2 separate regions of the Mus musculus genome follow, and region 1 is linked to region 2. Evidence: chromatin loops called from intact Hi-C (ENCODE). Cell type or tissue: gastrocnemius. All regions are shown on one strand. Links, peaks and the distances in the headings refer to the core of each region. The heading gives the core; the rest is flanking DNA.

The links. Hi-C counts contacts between places; a loop is a spot of excess contacts. Peaks named below come from ENCODE experiments on the same cell type or tissue, not always from the same donor. Only the 100,000 strongest peaks of a DNase experiment are listed, where the experiment ranks them.
Region 1: it touches region 2 in a loop (2.1-fold over the local background); 3 of 42 quality-filtered maps call a loop at or near these places.

Annotation. Positions count from the first base shown.
Region 1 is chr12:5,207,489-5,210,397 of GRCm38, reverse strand. Klhl29 (kelch-like 29) reads left to right here. Exons shown (of 14, transcript NM_001164493.1): 3 at 137-466. The coding sequence starts at 182. Among named protein-coding and RNA genes, the nearest start is that of Gm51980, 74 kb to the left of the region's middle. In gastrocnemius, for the core only: no CTCF peak of the experiment used is centred there; a DNase peak (open chromatin) is centred at 1,409; H3K27ac peaks cover 1,516 bases.
Region 2 is chr12:5,146,868-5,149,776 of GRCm38, reverse strand. All of the region lies in intron 3 of Klhl29 (kelch-like 29), which reads left to right. Among named protein-coding and RNA genes, the nearest start is that of Gm51980, 130 kb to the left of the region's middle. In gastrocnemius, for the core only: a CTCF peak has its summit at 1,747 (motif pointing left); no DNase peak of the experiment used is centred there; H3K27ac peaks cover 566 bases.

The sequences.
Region 1 (2,909 bases), core at 223-2,722, 61 kb before region 2:
GAGACTGGAGTATTTGAAAACTCATTACTGGACCCAGAGCAGGGGCCGAACATAAGCAGCTGGTGGTTGCCACCTCCCTGTGGCAAGGCAGAGCTACTCTTTGCTTAAACCACCCTCCTGTGTTCTGTGCTGACAGGTCCGGGCTCTGGTTCCCTGTGAGAAGCTGCCACGGCCCACCGAGATGTCCAGGCACCACAGCCGCTTCGAAAGAGATTACCGCATAGGCTGGGACCGCCGTGAGTGGAGCGTCAATGGGACCCACGGGGCCACCAGCGTCTGCAGCGTCACCTCCGGTGCTGGTGGCAGCACAGCCAGCAGTCTCAGCGCAAGACCGGGCCTCCTACCACTGCCTGTGGTACCCTCCCGGCTGCCCACACCCGCCACGGCTCCTGCTCCCTGCACGACCGGCAGCAGTGAAGCTATCACCAGTCTTGTGGTCAGCTCGGCCTCCGCAGCCACCACCAAGGTAAGACCCGCTATCCTTTCTGGGAAGGGACCAGGCAACAGCCCAGGCCCAGGCTAGCACAGAGGCCTTATCCCCTGGTTTTTGTTCCCAGAGCCATGACCTCCATAAAGTGCATTGCAGTTGGTTCTGAAGGTTAAAATGGCTCTTTTTACCAGACAGGCTCTGTCTGTAACCAACTTGGAGGAAGACAAGCAGATGCCAACGCTACACGTGTGCTGATTAAAAGCTACTGCTTGAGTGAGGAAGGGGTATTGCCAAGTTGGCAATGCTCACTTCCCTAAATAGGAAAACTAAAATCATATAAGTAACCCGGGGGGGGGGGGGGTCCTCAGTGGCTGGAGTTTGCAGCCATACTAGCCACACAGGGACAAGTGCCCATTACAGTGCCATCACCACGGTGGATTTTCTCATGTCTACAGTCCCCGCGAGCCTCACCACAAGCTTGTAAGGTCAGTGCATACATGCCTGCCTCATTGCTGAGAGTCCCCAGACATACTAGTTATAGGAGCTGCTGTGAGGACCTAGAACTCATCCCAGCAATGACTGCAGGGGATTAGCTCCCCTGATGAGTCTGCTTTTTCTTCCTTCCTTCCTTCCTTCCTTCCTTCCTTCCTTCCTTCCTTCCTTCCTCCCTCCCTCCCTCCCTCCCTCCTTCTCTCTCTCTCTCTCTCTCTCTCTCTCTCTCTTTCTTTCTTTCTTTTTAAGAGATGATTCCTCCAGAATGGAGGCAGAAGCCAGTCTGTATAAAATGGAATGTGGAAACTAATGTCCCCAAGGCCCTTAGCTGGCTTTGGGCTGAACTAAAGGACTCTGGAGCCCCCTCTTGCAGGTTGTACAAACCCCTTCAGGCAGACTGAGCCACAGAGGGGCAGCTGGTGGCCAAGGCAAGCAACATGGTCATCTCTTCCTTCCCCCTCAGCCAAGCAGAGGCTCTGCAGGCTGCCTTTTTGCCTCTGCCAGCCATTCAGAAGCACTTCCCAGGAGCTGCATGTGTGCGCGTGTATGAGTGTGTATGTGTGTGCTGCACGTGTGTGTGCACGCTTTTCTTTGCCTGCTTTCATAAAGGTTGCAGGAGAAGCCCCGGGCTGGCCATTGTGAGGTAGCTGCGGTGGTGGACGATGCTCTCCAGGTACTCTGCGCCTTTGTCTCTACGATTTTCAAAACCCCCCTTTCAGCCCTGCTTCCCATTAATAACAGCACTGCTGGCCGCAGAGCCCAGCGGAGACCCGAGACAATGGAGCTATTGGAGACCAGCTTGCAGCACACTGACGTCTTGCTGCAGTGTCTTATTGATTTTATTTTCCTGTTATGAAAACACCACCCCAGCAAGGCAGGCAAGGAAGTAACACTAGACAGGAGCAGATATGGATGATTATTCAGGCACACTTCCCCAGGCCAGCCAGATACATTCCTGTCCTGGGCACCAGGCCCTGGCCACTCTGAATTGGTGACCTCTATCCAGGACAGCCTGCTTGCCAGCCCTGCTGGCCACATCTGGCAGCCAGCTGTTCGCCATCTGGAGAAGGGTGGCCTCTGGTGCCAACAGCCAGGGCTCCAGGTGAGAGAGAGGTTCTGCAGGTCCATTTGATGGCTTCCATCCCTTCAGGGTGAGAGCCTTATAGCCAGTATTGAGCTGCTTCTGAGAATATAACCTAGGCTTCTGCCAGGTAAAAGACGGTGCCCATTGCTCTCTGAAGGGATGCCCTGCCTCTGCCCTAGACACATGGAACCTGGTTTGCTCCAAAATAGCTCAGTAATTTCCTAGCCCTTCTCTCTAGCCAGACTCCAAACCACAGCCACATGAGAGGAAGAGAACAAGCCGCAGACAGAAAACCACAACTGGGAAGGACTGAGCGAGGGGCCAACCAGTAGTGGGAGAAAGGACAAGAGTTCGGGCCTGCTAGGAAGGTCAGTTCCCATGGCATGTGACAGCAGAGACTGGGTGTCGTCTCCACTGTGAGCATCTCAGCCCAGTTTCATACCTGAGGCTTCAGGTAGGGTCTACTTAGGGTCTGCGTTCTTTGGGTTGCTAGAGAAGTGTGTGCAGAGAATGGGTCGGACAGTAGCAGGGTAGCTGCCCATGGTGGTTTCTAGTGAGGGCACTGGGCGTCGACATAAGCTAGCTGTTCTCAATCTGTGGGCCGCTACTTTCACAGGGGTCACATATCAGACATTCTGTATATCAGATATTTATATTATGATTCATAACAGCAGCTAAATTATAGTTATGAGGCAGCAATGAAAATAATTTTGTGGTTGGAGTTACCACAACACAGAGGACTGTATTAAAGGGTCGCAGCATTGGGAAGGTTGAGAGCCACTGTTGACGGCAGTAGTGCCCCCTGTTGCTCTGGCCTTGCTGCTGCTAGCCCAGATACCTGTCCTCTAGCCTGTGTGTCTACCTCTATGCCTTGATCACATCAGTGGACACCCAGGCCAAACC
Region 2 (2,909 bases), core at 194-2,693:
AGTGACTAGTAGTCCCAGACATTTACAGGTGGCCCTCAGGACTTCACACAAAGTCTGGGGGGGGGGGGGGGTCACACAGCAGGGTCCCAACCAAGATAGACCTCTGAAGTTCTTCTGTCTTCTACCTCAGCTGAGCCTGTCACTGAAGTCTCTCCCTCCTTGCTAAGCCCCTCCCCTCCACCCACTCGTTTGCATCCTCTGTACCCACCCAGGCTCCTAGAGGGGTCATTTACCCTCCAGAGACATCATCATATTCTGTAATATGATTGGAATCTGAATATATATTTAAAATGACAAGATGGAAATTAAAATTTAAATAAAGAATTACTTTTCTATAAGTTCTCTGAAAGCAGTAATTTAGCAGCAAATTGATAGAGAAAGGTAAGCGCTGGTCCTTTAAACCGTCGTGCGGGTTTCCGGCAGCCGAGCCAGAAGTGTCTCAATTTAACACATCATTGGTTAGTATTATTAGAAATTTCATCAGGCTCTGCAGTGCATTCTGGTGGGGCTCAGAAGGGGAGGCAGGGGCACAGGCCGGAGGCCAAGAGAGACCACCCTGGTTACAGAAGGTAAGGGGGTCACAGGAGACCCACCCCAGCACCAAGTGGGGCTTTAACTGTGCTTGTCTTGTTTGTGGCTCAAAGGCAATCAGAAATAAGATCTGAGGTACTCTTAGGTACCGTTAGCTCCTCGCACAGGATTGCAGGTCAACACATCTTCTAACGCAGTGACTCTCAACCCTCCAATGCTCAGAATCTTTAATACAGTTCCTCATGTTGTGGTGACCCCCACCATAACATGATTTTTGTTGCCACTTCATAACTGTCATTTTGCTAATGATATGAGTCCTAATGTAAATATCCGTGTTTTCCGATGGTCTTAGGCTACCCCAGTGAAAGGGCCATTCAACCTATGGGTTGAGAACTGCTGCTCTAACCCCTGGAAACCTAAGCCCAAAGCCAGAGTCTTCGACAGGGGCCTCACCAAGAAGTTGGCTCTCATGAATCACGTGAGCAAGGCCCCTAAATTTATCCCAGTCAAGATCCAACAGGCAGCTATAGCCACTAGAACCCCAGACTAGGCACAGCCCTAGGGACATAGACACGAAGACCACCATTGCTCCCCAAGGTAGGGCTAATTCAGCACCATTGTAGACTTGTTAAAGTTGCACATTTTGGTGATCCCTTACTCCAAAGCAACAGAATCAGAACTTCTAGGGCTATGGTCTATTTCTAGGAAACCTCCAGGACGTATCTCAATCACGTGCCTCGTGTTGGAGACCACTGTGGTGGTGGCAGCTGGACAGCTGAACCACTATACTCTGGAAAGAAAAGGCCTAACAGTCTGGAAACTTACTCATGGGCTGAATCTAAAAGCACCCAGGCACCAAAAGTTCTCACACCCATACATGGCCTCCACCAGGAGCACACCATTCCTTTAACTAAGACTTGCCTTCCTCAGGTATGTGATTTTGCTAACAATAGGAATCACAAGATAAATATCTGGAAAGTGGGTGCACTCTGTCTTCAGTCCTCACCACTTTCTACGTGGGGACCCGAGCATCGGGAAAGTCCTATACGTCTTTCAGGACAGGCACACTTAGAAGGAAAGAAAAAGTAAACCATTTGCCAAGAAAGGCTGTCCCCACTGTGCTCAGCCACGGAGCTGACACCTGCTGTCCTGTAATTGATTCCCCAGAGCAACCCAAGGGCTGGTGGTCAGAGATGCCTGAATCCTACTCAGTCTGCCACCTACAGGAACCAGTCCCTGCTGTTCTCAGAGAAGCAAGGGGAGTGATAACTACCAGGTATAAAAACAAAAGTAAAATGGCAATTTTCACCTCTCCCAAACTCATGAGCTTCCAAATCCATGGGTTTCTGCCACCTCTCTATGTAGTGAGTGTGCAGACTCAGAGCTGTGAACCTCCCAGGGTGACTCATACTTCAGACCTACTCTTATTAGCAAGGCCGGTCAAATTATTCTGCCCTGACTGTTAGCAGAGCTACCAAGCAAGGTTTTCAGAGGAAGGGTGCCTAAAATGAGCAGGGCAGTCAGAAAACGTGGCTCTGTCAACAGTGGAGCCCAAGCCAGCGAAATGTGTATCACCACCTGCAGTAATAGCTAGGAGCTAAAGGCGTGGGCCCACCAGATGTGTCTTTCCAGGTTGGGTGGTTACTTCAGGGAGTCCTGAGGAGAGAACAGGGCTGCAGATCAAGGTCAGAGTGTTGCAAGTTCACTGCTGGCATTTTCTTCCCCATGACTTCTCAGCTTTTCATCCAAGGCCACTTTACTCCCACCACCCATCTGGGGCAGCTCCAAGGAAGGCTGCATGCACTTGTTTTTGTAGTTACAGGGTAACAGCCCCTTCTGTGTTTATGCTGCCCCAAATCCTCTGTGAAATGCTGGAGGATGCTGACAACACGGGATGTGTTTGCCAAGAGCAACACACAAGTGACTTTCAGTCTCTTGTAGTTTACAATATACACAGTAAAGTGTATATCTCGGATTTTTTTTCTTTTTCTTTTCTTTCTCTATATCTAGTTTGTTTGTTTATTTGTTGTTAGTAGCTTAATAGTATTTTCTAATATCTCACAAATTGTGTGTAGGGACGCAGAAAGACTGGTTGAGACCATTCTTCGGTATCTATGTTTATGCCAGTCACCAGGTAGTACTCATTGATTCCATGTCTGGCCTAAAGGGCAGAAGCTGTGAGTGGTTCTAAAACAAAGAGCTAGAGGGAGGGGAGATAGCTCAGTCAGTCAAGTGCTTGCTGGTCAAGTTTGAAGATCTGAGTTCAGTTTAAGGAAATTAAAAGCAGGGAGGGTAGAACATCTCACTCCTGCAATCCCAGCAGTGAAGACTCGGATACTGAGGGGTCCCTGGGGCTGGCTGATCTGCTGACCAGCCAG